2 separate regions of the Homo sapiens genome follow, and region 2 is linked to region 1. A link is a loop called in an ENCODE intact Hi-C map of the cell type or tissue named here. Cell type or tissue: MCF 10A. All regions are shown on one strand. Each heading gives the region's core, and the rest is flanking DNA. Links, peaks and the distances in the headings are about the cores only.

Evidence for each region. Hi-C counts contacts between places; a loop is a spot of excess contacts. Peaks named below come from ENCODE experiments on the same cell type or tissue, not always from the same donor. Only the 100,000 strongest peaks of a DNase experiment are listed, where the experiment ranks them.
Region 2: a loop joins it to region 1, with 7 times the contacts of the local background. A loop is called at or near these places in 5 of 110 quality-filtered maps.

What each region holds. Positions count from the first base shown.
Region 1 is chr11:81,004,295-81,012,009 of GRCh38, forward strand. No RefSeq gene overlaps it. Among named protein-coding and RNA genes, the nearest start is that of LINC02720, 250 kb to the left of the region's middle. In MCF 10A, for the core only: a CTCF peak has its summit at 2,974 (motif pointing left); a DNase peak (open chromatin) is centred at 1,527.
Region 2 is chr11:80,159,707-80,167,421 of GRCh38, forward strand. No RefSeq gene overlaps it. Among named protein-coding and RNA genes, the nearest start is that of LINC02720, 600 kb to the right of the region's middle. In MCF 10A, for the core only: no CTCF peak of the experiment used is centred there; a DNase peak (open chromatin) is centred at 3,505.

The sequences.
Region 1 (7,715 bases), core at 945-5,944:
CTTTTTCATTCTTAACTTTAATTTTAGTTTTACAAAATATTAATTTTTAACTTTATTAAGCTTTTTTCTATCATAATTTTTTGTTTTGTTTTCTAGTTTCTAAAGTTGAATTAGTTGACTTATTTGTAATAATTTTTAAGGTACATAAAATTATATATTTTACTCTGAGTACAGTTACAGCGGCATCTCTTAATTTTAAAAAACATACTTGCATTTCTTTAATTTCTAAATAGTTTATATTTTTAATTTTGATTTGCTTTTTGAATATCTATTTGCAGCAGCAGAGAAGATTTGAATCTAGTTAGGAAATTAAATATATCTGGGCATATCTACTAAACTTGTACGAGCTGTGTAAGTAAATTCTCTCTTTTCCTCTACATATGGAGAATATTAGTAGAGTTGGGCTGGGAGAAAGCACCAGTTCTAGAATGGAAAGTGAAAGAAAAGAATGGCAGCATTTTCCTCAGACATTGGCCTAAAAGCCACTGAAAGGAATAGCACACTTGCCATCAGCTTTTTTGAACAAGGGCCTGAAGAAGCTGAAGGAGCTGTTTTACAAAGAAACCTCCTGACACGGTAGCATATGCCATCCAACTTTTGAAACCCAGATGAAAAGTAGGACAGTGAAGGAAAAGGAGGGCCACACTTTTTCTTTTTCTGCTGAACACAGTGTAGCTCCAATATATTAAAGCTTCTAGGAAAGGCTTTGGTCCCTCTCATCTATTCTATATGTAAATATTTTTAAGAACCTGTTTCATGCTAAGCACTGTGCTTGTCCTTGAAGAAGCAGTGAGGAACAGTGTTGGCTTCATCATAGGCTGAATCCTCAGCATGGACACGTGCCCTATCAAATTGAACACTGGTAGCCAAGGGCAGTGGGAGGTTAGCATGGGGATGTGGGAATCACTCCCCTGCCAAGTGGCCTCGGAAGTGGAAGACCACCAAAAAGGGAGACTGAGGAGAACATCAGAAAGTTGATGTAAGCATATCTAAAACTTCTGGCTAGAACCACACGAACACTTGGGTAAAATATGAGTGGGATTTGCAAAGGTTCCACATTCACAGATTAGAAAAAGACCTAGAATTATGTAGATTATTACAATTTATACATCCCTTGTAATTGTTTTCCAAGACTGGTGATGCCATTGCATAAGTATTTGCTCAGTACTGACAATTGACCAAAAATTGGTAGAGGGAAATGAGGTAAAGGGACTTTACCTTTGTTACTGTTATATACTGATTCATCCTCTGTATCTTCTTCGTTCTAAGAAAAAGATTTCAACATCATCTACATAACATACGTGCCAGATTTCTATGTTCCTAGGACTGTGTACATAGCATATTATTTAGTCAGTAAAATATTAATAACTCTGAGCAGTAATTATCATCATCATGGCTACTGAGGAGGAGACAAGCTGAAGGAGATTGACTCACTTACTAAAGTCACATAACTAACATAGGATAGAGTCCTTTCCAGGGAACAGTATATTTTCAGCCAATGTCTTTTGAACCAACGATGGTGTAAGTCATAGCTTTATTACTCATTCAGTTGCAAGAATTTAAACTGGGGTCTGGTGAGTCATAACCACTGAGCAATCACAAAGAGCTTGTAATCATTACCCATTTCAGAGTAACCTACAATAAAACCTACTTAAAAATGATCACTTTTCACCACAGATAGATCTGTAGAGGTGTAAAACAATATTATCAGATGTAATTATCTGAAGTGAAGTACTGCAGTGGGCACAAATATGGAAGAAGTGAGTATTAATTTTATTAAAATTGTTCATTAGAGTTAATCATTTGTTTATTCAAATGTATGCCCTAAGCACCTCCACATTACCAAATACTATGCTAGACAGTATGAGAGAAAAGACATAAACTCTTTACTAGAAGGAATTTACAGTTTAGCCAGGTAGATTAGATTCGTACTCCCGTTGGAAAGCACCGTCTATCATCTGAAACATACAAATAGCACATGGTAGAAAGAACACTGGGACTGGATTTCTTCCCCCATCGCTGATCAGAGGTGGAGCTTCTTCCCATCATACTTCCTCACTGGAGCACAGTTTTATTACCACTAAGATAAAAAATATGGTCTAGGGGACTGCTAAGATCTACAACATTTTTAAGTACAAGAATTTTATAAATGATTTAGGAGAGACTTTCCTGCAGTATCAGGAAAAACACTAAAGGAGAAAAATTGTATTTGAATTGGATCATGAAAGATTTAATTTGAGAATCTTCATAACAAACGGGAAGAAGTCAGATTTTAGGAAAAATATGTTTATTATAAAAGTAATATTATATTAAGTAATATTGTTGATTTAGCCACAAAACAGTTCATGGTCTTCAGTATGTGTGGAGAGTGTTTTAGGAAGTGGTAGCAAGATGTTGGAAAATTTCAACAAAAATGTTCTAGAGATTATAATTTAAATTCTTTGCATCATCTACACCTTTCCAGTTTAAAACAAATTTTGCCTTTAGTGTCATTTGAAAATTGTCTGCATACCAACATGCATTCTTTTTAATTTAATAGCAAACTGAGTTATGCAATTTGTTCACATTTCAATACCTTTCCTTACATGCTATAAAATTGATAGATCTTGTTTAGGAGTTCCTGTTTATGTTGAAATCACACCAGTATCAATCTTTATCTTGCATATATTTTTGCAAATATTTCTTGATTGTGTACCTTAACACTGAAATATTCTCGTGAACATTTTAAAAAATCAATCATCTTGATGTCAAGCAAACATTTGGTTGACTGAATTGTTGAGCATTCATCCAGATGTTAAAAATAACCAAGACTGTGTGTGTGTGTGTGTGTGTGTGTGTGTGTGTGAGATACAGTGTCTTCATATATTTAGATTTATTCTTTGGATACACAGATCTTGAAATTCCCCTAGTTTTATCTGTGGAACAAATTAGAATCACTACTAATAGTGCCACCTTGTGTCTAAAATTTAAAATCATGGGTACGTTTATATATTACAGAAGTTTCAAGTTAAAAATAATTATATAAATTAATCTACATCAAATTTCTCTTTCAAAATTCAGCAGTTGGAGGTCTAGCCAGGCAAGTGACGTGTTTAAAGCCACTCAGTCAGTGAGTGGTGCAGCTGAGACTAAAACCCAAGAATCATAATACTTGGTTTGGTACTTTTTAAAAATATATCACATTTTTTAGAGAAGTCACTTTTTATGACAAAAGCAAAGTAATCAATTTTAGGTTTAATAAAGCCAGGTGTAGATTTAATATTCATTTAATTTTAATTTATTGCCACAGTAAGATTCAGTTTTGATATGTAACTACTGTAAAATCCTAATAGTTAATGAATGTGTATTGCAATAATGTAGGCACCTATTATTAATGGGTATCAGGGACAATTAACGTGAAGAATATTATCTTTTCAGTTGTTTTTTAAACATATTAATTTAAAAGAAGTCATTCAAGATTTCTTCTCCCACATTATCTGATTTTATACTGCATTTAATGCATTAATCCACACCAGTCTTCAGAAGTAATTTTTAAGAGAGGATTGAGAGTACATGGCACAATGGTGGTGCAACAATGAACAGTCCAAAGCAGTTTTGATAGACTTATTAGTCTATAATAGACTTTTTGATAGACTTTTCATCCGAATATTAGCAAACTGCTATATTGTGTACTTTTATAGAATCTTTATATTTTCAGACCTCCTTCAACTGACTTTATATCAGATTTTCAATCAACAAATATCTATTAAGGATAACACTGAGCTGTTCATAATAAAATGTAAAAAACAAAAAAAAAAAAGGTGGAGTACATTGTCTTTGTCTTCACCCTGAGAGTACATAAGCATTTTTTAGTAAACTTTCAAAATTAAGGATATAGCTGGGCACAGTAGCATGCACCTATAGTCCCAGCTACTCAGGAGGTAGAGGCAGAAGGATTACTTGAGCCTGGGAGTTTTCATCTAGCCTAGGCAATATAGTGAGATCCCCAACTGTAAAAAAAAAATTAAGAATGATTTACTAACACACCATCAAACATTCACATTACTTCTATTTTTTAATGGTGGAGAAATGGAAAGCATTTTAAATGATGGGAAACAGAAGGAAAACGAAGAAATCAATATTTATTGGCCACTTGTGATACGCTGGGAACGTCACAATTGCTTTAATCCGCTAATTTGAGAAAGGGCTTCAGAAATTTTTACCCACAGCCCCCACTTTAATCCTCCATAGTTATATTACGTCCAGATTCTAACTTGCTGTTCTGCTTGGTTTACTCTTCCAGAAGTATGAAGCTTAATATTATGGCTGAAAATTGGCCTTCAAACAATAGAAACAAAAAACTTACTTTATGGCATGCATTTCTAGATTTTGGAATTAATAAACTTACTATACTTGAAGTTAGTTTACTTGTTTAGTAAATGTCTAGTATACCTTTACAAGATGGACTATGTTTTTTGGTCAATATTTCTAAACAGGAGCAAGTTTAGCTAATAGGACTTTTCCAGGGTGAAAATATGAAGATTTTCAAATGCATCCAGTTGTCTGATAGAACTCATTCCACCGCAGCAAAAGCAATACAGCAGAAACTAGGAGTCATTTTCCTTAGGTGCTTCCATTATAGAAATATAGTCATGGAATCTGAATAAAAAATGTGGTCATAGAGTACACAAAATAACAATAACAATAATAATAATGACGTGGCCCATTTTACTTCAATGGTTTTACACAAATTTGGTTATGTCAGCTTGATTGCCGTAATAGTAATTCTAATATTAAGAGAAGGGTCCCTTGTACTATGCTTTAGAAAACTATAGAAAGAGGCTGGGCGCGGTGGCCCACGCCTGTAATCAGAGCACTCTGGGAGGCCGAGGCGGGCGGATTACGAGGCCAGGAGATTGAGACCATACTGGCTAACACGGTGAAACCCCGTCTCTACTAAAAATACAGAAAAAATTAGCCAGGCGTGGTGGCAGGTGCCTGTAGTTCCAGCTACTCCGAAGGCTGAGGCAGGAGAATCGCTTAAGTCCGGGAGGCAGTGGTTGCAGTGAGCAGTGATCGAGCCACTGCACTCCAGCCTGGGCGACAGACGGAGACTCCGTTTCAAAAAAAAAAAAAAGTATGGAAAGAAAAACCAAGGCATGGTAAAACATGTGGAAAAGAAGAAGACGAGGAAGAGGGGAAATTCTCAAAGCCATAGCTAGGTTTCTAAGATGCCAGGCAACCCAATGATTGAATTCAAAGGAAAAAATAAATAAATAACAACAATTTGACCTCATAAAAAATTAGATGACTTGATATATCATTCAGAATTCATACATTTAAAAAATTTCAATAGTTGTTTTGCTTCTGTAAGTTGCCTATTTAGGGAGGAGATCAGAATACTAATCTCCAATGTGAAAAAAAAATGTACACCTAAATATCAGTGAAGTACATGGTTTAACCTACTAGCTACTTTCTAGCACTGGTCTCTATTTATTAGGTAAGAATTTTCTGAGTTTTGAAAGAATAGGCTTTCTGAAGGTTGCAAAATTTCCCATAGTGACTGTTAAGACTTCACTACAGAACACTGTATTTTTTTAAGAAACTACCACTCACAGTATTTCAGATAAAATATAAATATGATCTACAAATGTGACATCTTCTGGGGTAAAGAATAAAATAAAGGCTGTGTCAGGAACAAAAGAGATTAATTTAATAGTATTTCAGGACTGTTAACTAACTCCTGGCATTTATGAAATATTAAGAGAAGGATTTATCTACTGACCTGAAAGGAAAATGAGAAAGCTATGTACTGAGACATACTAAAATATTTGTCTCAGCTTAGAGACTTTATAAATTAACATGCTTAAGAATCAGGCTTCAAATCATTTTTAAACATTTGAAAAGCTTGGTGTCCAGAAATATAAAGTGGATAAGGAGAAAAGAAGTGGCTGGATTACTCAACATAACATCTACAGTGGGTTAGGGTAGCAAAGAATAACTGCACAGGCATTTCTCCAAACCTGTTTGGTGCTATCAGTTCAGAGAAAACCATGCACATCCACATCCACATGCACATGCCCAAATGCACATACACCCACTGCTATAATTGGCTAGCCAAATCACAATGTCATTAGGAAATTCAAACATATATAGGTACTACTTTTTAAAGAAACTGGAGTATTTTAGCATCATCAGTGAATATTTGCTTCAGGGAAATCTTTAGAAAGCTATCTGAGGGATCATCCCATTTAAAAAAAATGGGTAAAATTTCTGGAAAGACCAAGTATTAAAAGTGGGTTTTTAGGTGTTAATTCAAATAAGGTTATGAAATATAATTATTTCAGCTTTTCTTTATTTTGCTATTTTTTACAATAAATATTATTTTCATAATAAGAAATACGGTTTATTCTAAACGAACTAAACCAAGAAAAGAAGATAATAAATACAAAATTCTGGGACAAAGTTTTTTAAAGAATGATGGAACATTTTCTGTGAGTCAGAAATCAGAGCTGTGGACCTTAGATTGCTCACAGTGTTGGTCAATTGGAAAGCAGATGAAACATTAACTTACATCCATGTAATTAATTCCCTAGAAAGTGCATCTATTTCGGGCCAGCTAACAACCAGGCAATTTGAAATATCAAGGAAAGAAGTAAGAAATAAAGGGAAGAAAGGGGAAGTAAGGAAAGATGGGAGGTAGGGAGGAAAAAAAAGTAAAAGATGAGAAAAAATGTGTATAAGATATGTAATAAATCTTATAATTAATTAAATCTCATATTGTATACTTCACCCTTCCTACATATAATACTATTTATTCTCACAGCAACTGTTTTTAAAATAGGTATAAGAAAAATTTACTTCTATAAAGACTAAATTTGAAAAATCAAAGAAAGACTAGCATATAGTTGACTCCACGGCTGGCATATAGAAAGATGATATGTCTTGCATATTGTTGATAAGCATTTTGCATGTTGGATATTCTAATGAACCTAGGGATGTGATTTATTTTATGAGTCATTGGGAAATAGAAGGTGAAAATAAAGCTGGCAGCTGTATAAAAGTAAGAATAGATAATTGGGGAAAGACAATAACTACACAAAATTGATAAAAACGCTAAACATGTAATACAGGTGAGCATTTAATGTCAAACATTTATACATTTCTTTGAAAGGTATTGCTGTATTATAGGTTGCTATAATATTAGAACTTCCAAATGATGAGGAAGGTGATTATGAAAATGTTATGTACCATACCCTTTGCTTCAGAAATCAGGTGTTCATCCTATTAAATTAAATAATTTATGTTTAAAAATACAAGTATTAATTTAAGCATTACCCAGGGTTGAAGGATACTAAAAGTTTCACATATTGCTGGTGGTATATCACATTGCACATTATTTGAGAGAAGTAATTTGTCTTTATTGTAAGCCATAAAGTTATTTGAACAATTTAATAAAGACCAGGAAATTTAAATATGAAAACATATGTAAATGTATACATATGAATAGACATATATGCTTATATGTTATGTTTAACATTAAATTAATGTTACCTCAATGCTTAACAATATGGCAATAGATAAGTAAATTATACTACATCTACTTTATCGAATATGATACACACATTAAAATATTGATCATAAATTGTCTGTCACTATAAAAATAGCTGTGATATTAAGAAAGTCAGAATATACAACAAGTATAAATTATGATTACAACTATATGGAATATGCAT
Region 2 (7,715 bases), core at 1,325-6,324, 840 kb before region 1:
TATCCTTAAAATACAAAGACAACAAAAAATAATATCACAAACATTGATATTGGAGTACGGACAGTTCAAAACAGCACAGAAAAGCAGATATCAAACTTTCTTAGCCACTAGGGATAGACTCTGGCCTTTATAATAATTGGCATGTTTCTCCTTCAGGTCAACATCTCCATTTCTCCAATAATTGTGCAAACACAATGGAAACATCAAATATATTAAATACATAAATAAAATTTTATGTATTAAGTACATAAACAAATGAATAGACATACATTTATGTACTTAATGATGTTTATTTGTACAAATGAATATTTATTCATTTGCTTATGTACTTATTCAAGATGTTTATACTGAACACTTACTTTGTGCCAGACGTTATATTAAGTGCTTTATTTTCATGGTTATCTCTTTCAAATCTTACAAAACAATAAAAAATCAGGCCAATGAACTTGATACTAGTATCTATATTAGTTTCCTAGGACTGCTGTAGAAAAGCACCATAAACTGAGTGGCTTAACCAACAGAAATCTATTGGCTCACAGTTCTGAAGGTTCAAAGTCCTGGATGAAGGTATCTGCAGGGTCGCTTCCTTCTGAGGGTTGGAAGCATCTGCTCCTTGCCTCTCCCTTAGCTTCTGGTGGTTTGCTGGCAATCTTTGGTGTTCCTTGGCTTGTAAAAGCATCACCCCCTCCTCTGCCTTTACCATCACATGGTGTTCTCCCTTCCATGTCTTTATCTAAATCTCCCCCTTTTACAAGAACACCGGACATGTTGGAATAGGGGCTCATCCTACTACATTATGACCATACCTTAACATGAACAGTTTTATATGCAAAGAACCTATTTTCAATGAAGTTCACATTCTGTGGTAGTGGGGTTAAGGTTTCAATATGTGAATTTGGGGGAACACAATTCATCCCATATGAGATCCCATATACAGCCATGAAAACTGAGACTCAGAATATATCTATGAGGGACACACATGCAGTATTAATTGTATGTAGGCCACCGCTTTTACTTGAGCAAACCAGGATATGAAGCCATTATATTTTCTATCAAATCAGGAGGTCCTACAACTTCAAAATCCTAGACATGTGATAGAGCAAAGTATGAGGCTAAAAACACACATAAAAGCTAAAATGACAGGGCAATCTGAAGGCCAAATTGAGTGGCTTTTATTAATTCTGAAGGGAGTCACAAAACATTTATGAGCAAGTGAGTAAAATGATGAAAGTTATGTAACTCTGGTGGTGAAATGTTGAATAAGGTCTGTATTTCCCAGAAAAAGAAATACAGTTTCATAGTAAGCACATTATCTCCCTAATACATACTCATCATTATCATGTTTTAGCTTATATTGAAGTATCATTTCTTCAGTGACAAGTGTCACAACTAAGGTTAGTGGCAAAGCTAGAGGAAGCACCCAAGATTTTCACTCCTAAGAAGTTCATCTGTCTCCTATGCTTCATTGCAGCTCTCTGATTCTCCAGCACCAACTGGGTGTACAACAGTTCCCTCTCATTCTGACACTAGCTACCTGGAGTCAGCATCATTTAAGTCAGCAGATTTAAGGATTCAGTCTCACAAGACTGCCCTTACTTCAGATCTCAGCAGCAAATCCCAGGTCCCCAGGCTACCTATATTTCTCTCCAACTTGGCTGCAAATTACAGGGTTCCCTTGATCCTCTCTCAGTTTCAATAATTTGCCAGAAGGGCTCACAGAACTCCTGAAAACACTATATAAACTTACTTACATTTACTGGTTTATTATAAAAGGATGCAGGAAGAGTCAAATGTGAGTGATATGAAGGGCAGTGTTGGGGGTGTATGGCAAGCTTCCATACCACCCTCCCAGGACCTCTAGGTATTCACCAGCCCAGAGGTTCTCTGAACCTCCTTATTCAAGACTTTACATAACTCAATCTGCAGCCCCTCCTCCCTCCCTGTGGTGAGGAGGAAGAAGAGGCTGAGAATTTCCACTTTTTAAATCATGTGTTGGTTTTCTGGTGACCAGCTCCCATCTTGAGGCTATCTAGTGGCCCAACCTCAGTCACCATATTAGTATAGACATAGGCTTGTTCCAAAGGGGCTCATTACGAATAACCAAAGACTCTCTTACCACTCAGAAAAGTGTAAGTTTTAGGAACTCTCTGCCAGGAACCAGGGACAAAGACCAAAATATGTATTTTTTATTACACCAAAGTAGTCTTAGCGTGATAGAGTGATTGAGAGAGAATATATTAATTTTTTCAATCCTAAGAAATTTCACCTTACAGTTATTCTTTGACTCATCCTGGGCATATTCATGTCTCCAAATTAAGAAAAAACACTAGGAGTTCTTTAAAAGATAGAAATTGCTCATCAAATAGCTTTAATGTACCAGGAAATATGCCATATTGGAAACAGCAAATAGCATGTTGTGATAATGGCCATTAGTAATTCCAGGCATTTTGGTTTCTCAGATACTTTTCCTGGGCTTCATTCTCACGATAGTAAAATCAGCTTAGATTTGTCTAGCACTTTACAGTTTACATGTCTTGACCTTTATCCCATTTGAACACCTAGCCTGACTGATATCCTTCCTGAAATTGACAGCTTATTTTTTTGTCTCTCTAGGATCTATTTGCCTCAGTTCGATTGGTGGAACCTAGACTCGTGTCGTTAGTGCTCTCACTATTCAAAAACAAAAACAAATAAGAAAAAGGAGAAACAAAGTCTTTCTGTCCTTTAAAATGTGGATGACTCCCATGGCCTCTGCCTAACCCACCTGACATACTGAATTTGTGAGTGTTCATCCTTCTCACCCCACTCCTAATATTCTAGCCGTACTTCCAGCCTGGCTTTGTTCTGGCCAGCCATCGTGGTATTGTGTAATAGTAACAGTTAAAGGGTGAGCAAAATCCTGCAACAGCTCTTATTATAATTATAAACAATAAAACCATCTTCATCATATGACCCGCAGCCTGTGGCTAAAGGCAAGCCAAAGAAACAAACTAACAGCTCAATGGGAAAAATAAATGCTATACGTGATTGGCACATTTAAGCCACAGCAATTCTGACAGATTATTACTGGCTTCTAGTGAGACAAGTAATGGCAGTGGGATGTCAGAACACTTCATGATGGTGGGAAGTCTAACCTTCAGGGCCAGCAGCAGTACACTGAGAGGGGGTGAACTGGGCCTTGAAGGGAACCAAAACCATACCACAAAAGAAATGTTTAGCTTACAGAAAATAAATGGAGGAAACTGATCTCTCCCTTTGATTCCTGAGAGCCTGCATTTCTTGCATGCTCCCAGCCGACCTCCAGTCCCAGATATGTATGTACAAAAAACACTCTAAAAATAAAATAAAAAGTCACCTGGAGAACAGTATGTCTCTGAATTCTATGTGACATAGATAGGCTCACCCTTTTAAACCTGCTGTCTCTCTCTGGTCTCACCAGGCTCCATATCTCCAGGGCAGTGGGCCCCAAAGAATGCTGAGTGTGGTTTACTTGGCACACGCCCTGTACTAGGAATCTCTGAGTCAAGTGACGTATGGGATTCCTGCCTCCTTGCCCCATCCATTACCAGCTTCTTCACTATGGAAATGTGCACTAGAGAAGTGAAAAGGGAAACACAAAGTGAAAATGCAGAGGAACACAAATTTCCCATCGCTTGGAACATTTCATCCTCTCTGGAAGGCAAGATTAAAGGTGGCTACAGAAGATTCTTTCCTGAGAAGGGCAGGAGTTATTTCACTAAGCTAAATTCAGGACAGGAGATGTACCTGTTTTTGAGAGGATATAATAATCACTCAAACTACTCTTCTGTGAAAAAGGAATCAGCACTATAAAATTCTCCAAAGTCAATGGGTCCATCTGGAGTAATTCCAGGTTGTCTGTGACATGTTGAAAACAAAGAGATGACCAGCTTTCCTGTGTGATTAATGACCTGAAATATGCCTGGCTGTTCTAGCGGGTCACTCAGTGTCTCAGTCAGAGATAAAGTGCTAACCTCTGCAGTCTTGGTTGCTTCAATGCCAGTTCTGTCTAGTATTGAAAAGTAGAGATAACAGCTTTCTGTTTGTCAAAGATGCCCAGAAATGATTCTGGGTACATTGTTGGCTAGTGAGCTCTCTGTCCTGGAAAAACTTAGGGAGATACTGGGAGAACTTTTGAAGGAAACATTGTTGAGGAGATCCAAAAGGAGGGGGTTTGGTTGGACTAGGCTTTCACCTCCTCTTCACTTCTGGCCTGAGTTTTCATAGGATTCCTTGGGGAACTTAAAGTTCAATAGACTTTATAACCAAATGACCAAGCGCTAACTCTAGGCCCTGTGCTAGGGCCATGGGATTATGAAGATTGACTAGACAAAATGCTTTCCCTCAAGAAGATGAATGCAGTCAAAAAGAAAGACATGAAGAGAGACTATTCTAATGTAAAGGAGTGATGTGGGCACTGGGGAAGACTGCCACTCCAGTCATCTTCTTCCCTAACCTTAACATTAATTGTGTGTGTGTGTTTGATTAACATATTTGATTGATGAGGAAATTAATCAATGGCCTTCAATGACTTGCTCATTACAACACCGGGGCTAGGACTTAAGTCTAAAACATCTGATAGATACTAAAAATGAGAGTCTACATCAAAAGTATCAATGGGCTATGTACTTGCTTGTGTTTCATTGTCTTTTCAGAAATGATTGCTCTACCTTCTGCAATTTAAAGGTTTTTCATCTTAACTACAAAGAAAGAAACAGCTTCTTCTGTAAAACTATCATGGGAAATGTGTCAGAGCACTGATTTCAGGACCCCCTGCACGGCTTTTAAACAAAAAACCAATAATCAGCCCATCCTATTATGTTCTCCTATTTCTACATTTGTGAAATGTAAATTACTTAAATGGATTCAGTTCTCATCACTGTCCACCTTCACTGCTCAGAGAAAGAGATCTCCAGTCCTTCACAGCTGCACTGCCTTCTCCATTCTACACAGCTGCTTTAGCTGTCTTTCATGTTTCTTCTTTCCTTTCTCTTGGGAAGAGTTAGCCATTGCTCCAGAGTGCAGTATCTTTCCAGTCAACCTTATTATATTTGTCTACATCCTCCACTAGATGGGACTATATATGCCATATTCACCCTGTATTTCTGGTGGATAGCCCTGTGCCTGACATGTAGAGGTTGATAGTTTATTGAGTAGTTCTGTGTTAAGAAAAATATTATGTATTTTAAGGTAAAGTTGCAGAACTGATGTGAACATTCACATTTGTAATTCATTTGATATGAGCACATTTTATCTTAGTGGGCACTGCACACTTTCGGACTGAAACCTTGTTGTCTGACTGGGATCCACATAGCTATTTCCTTTGGCCTGTACCCTGGCTTGTCTTTTCTATCACTTCTGCTTTCATTCTCTGAGCACTCACTTTCCTATTTCATCTTCTAATCTTGAGATGTGCCATTTCTGTCAAATTTCTCCAACTACAAATAGTTTTTCTATGACTTTCAGAGCATAACAGGTATTTTGGATGGAGATGTCAAATACAAGCACATAGCAAAAGCCAGTCTTCCTTTCTCTCCCAAACCAGGCCCCTGAATGATGCTCTCACATAAAAGAACCAACTCAGGAAAAATAGGCACTCTCAGGCTTTTCTTATCATTTCAACTGTTCAGTTGGACCAGCCTCATATCAAACAAGTCTTCCCTCATTGATAAGAGCTAGGGCTTCACAACCATGTGGACCTGCGGTTTAATCCTGGCTATACCACATTCTAGCTCTATGACTTATTAAAAGGTTAAAAACAGGAGATGTGTATATATAGCTAGATAGATATAGATATATATTTGCTTCTAAGCTTGACACATATTATATAACGAGCTCAAACAGTGTTTACTTTTGATTTATTTCTCAATCCACACCCCTCACTTGTCTCACGCAGAAAATTCCTGTGATAAACAGCAGTTATATACACAGAAAACTATTCACTCCCCTGGAGGTAAGAAGGTATATTGATACCCTTTTCAGAGACCCTGACTTATCCCTCTTTATAGATAATTTCACAAGAAGATGTGTAGTTTGGCACTGATATCCTTATCTTTTGGCACTTTCTTCTTTCTTCTCCATCTGCCCCACCCTAGGGTCCAACAAGCAATAAACATTCACTGAGCACTTACTGCATACCAGCACCCATGCCCTGGGATATGTGATGGCTAGGAAGACATCATCTGGGTCCTCAAATGACTCAGAGTCTACTGGTTGAAACAGTCATGCATGTAAACTCCAGAGATCACGTGATAGAAATGGAATGTTGGAGTGGGGAAAGCCTGGAGTCAGGGAGACCAGTGAGCAGGCTTTTGTGAAAGTTGGGGTAAGAGATGAGATGGTCTGAGCAAAGACAGTTACACTGGAAAAGGAGATCTGGGTCTGAGAGTGATTCCTGGGATGAGAGTCTGAGGAAAAATAGGATGTATACCTTATTCTTTAGATGCTAGCTTAGATAGCACTATGGATGGTGATATGTCCAACAAAGGCTAGAAACATGAAAAGAGAAACAGCTTTGGAATGATTGTGATGAAGCCAGATTTGGATACATGGTGTTGATGACTCTTGAAACTCAATTGGAGCTGTTCAGTGGGCAGTTGGAGATTATAATTTTGAACTCTAGGAAGCTCAATGCCTGGGATCAAAGTGAGCATTAGCATTCACTGAGTGTGTGATGAATAAATGACTGAATAATAAAAAACAGTATTCCCATTTTGGAATACATAACCTTCATCTTCTGTAATGAATATAAAGTATGTTCAGTCCTAAATAATGTATCTAAATTAACTATTTCTGGGTATACTGATGATTAACGTTTCATCTGGAGTATGCAGGGCTCACACAAGTAATAGGGTAAGTGAGATATTTCTACTATAATCAAGGAAACAAATCAGAAGAAGCATTTTAAAGTATAATGGAAAGAATAATACAGAATCATAGAGGTGAGAGGATTCTTACATTACTATATTCAATTCAGGACTTTCTGGCAAAACTTTCAAACTTGGCTCAGTCAGCACCTCCACTGTGAGGTCTTCTCTTATGTGATTTTCCTTTCTTCAGTTCCTATCCAACCCATGCCCTCTCCTAAAAGAAACAAACACTCCTTCTTCTATATGACTCCTGTTCTTGGCATGAGCTTAAAACCAGATATATCTTGGACTCGCCACATTTTAGTTGTATCACTAAAGGCACTTAAAATCTCTGGGCAATGATACTTATTCGTAATGCCATATACATGATACCTACTGGCCATTAAATACATGTAGTCAGAATAAATACATTTCATTTCATGGGGATATTATAAGAAAGAGAGACAGTACTCAGAAAGCCCTTGATGCAAAGCAGGGTCTCAATGACATCTACAGAGTACTGTAGCTGATGTGTCTATTACTGTATTCATCCCACTCTTTTATAGTTATTTTGCATTACTTTGCTGTCTCTCCCTCAATTATGAGCTCCTCATGGACAATATTGTTTATTCATCTCTGTGTTTATAGTGCATGGTATTTACTAGGTACTCAGCGATTATTGGCTACAGTGGGCCATTGAGGAATGGCTGGAAGTCCTTACCTTTAAGATCCACAGCACTGGGTAAGAAAGGGAGAGTCAATGCTAGACAAGCTGAAGGAGTGAGAGGGAGAAAAAGAGGGAGGGAGAATCCTTAACACCTATAATGGAACTCATTAAAAAAAGAGACT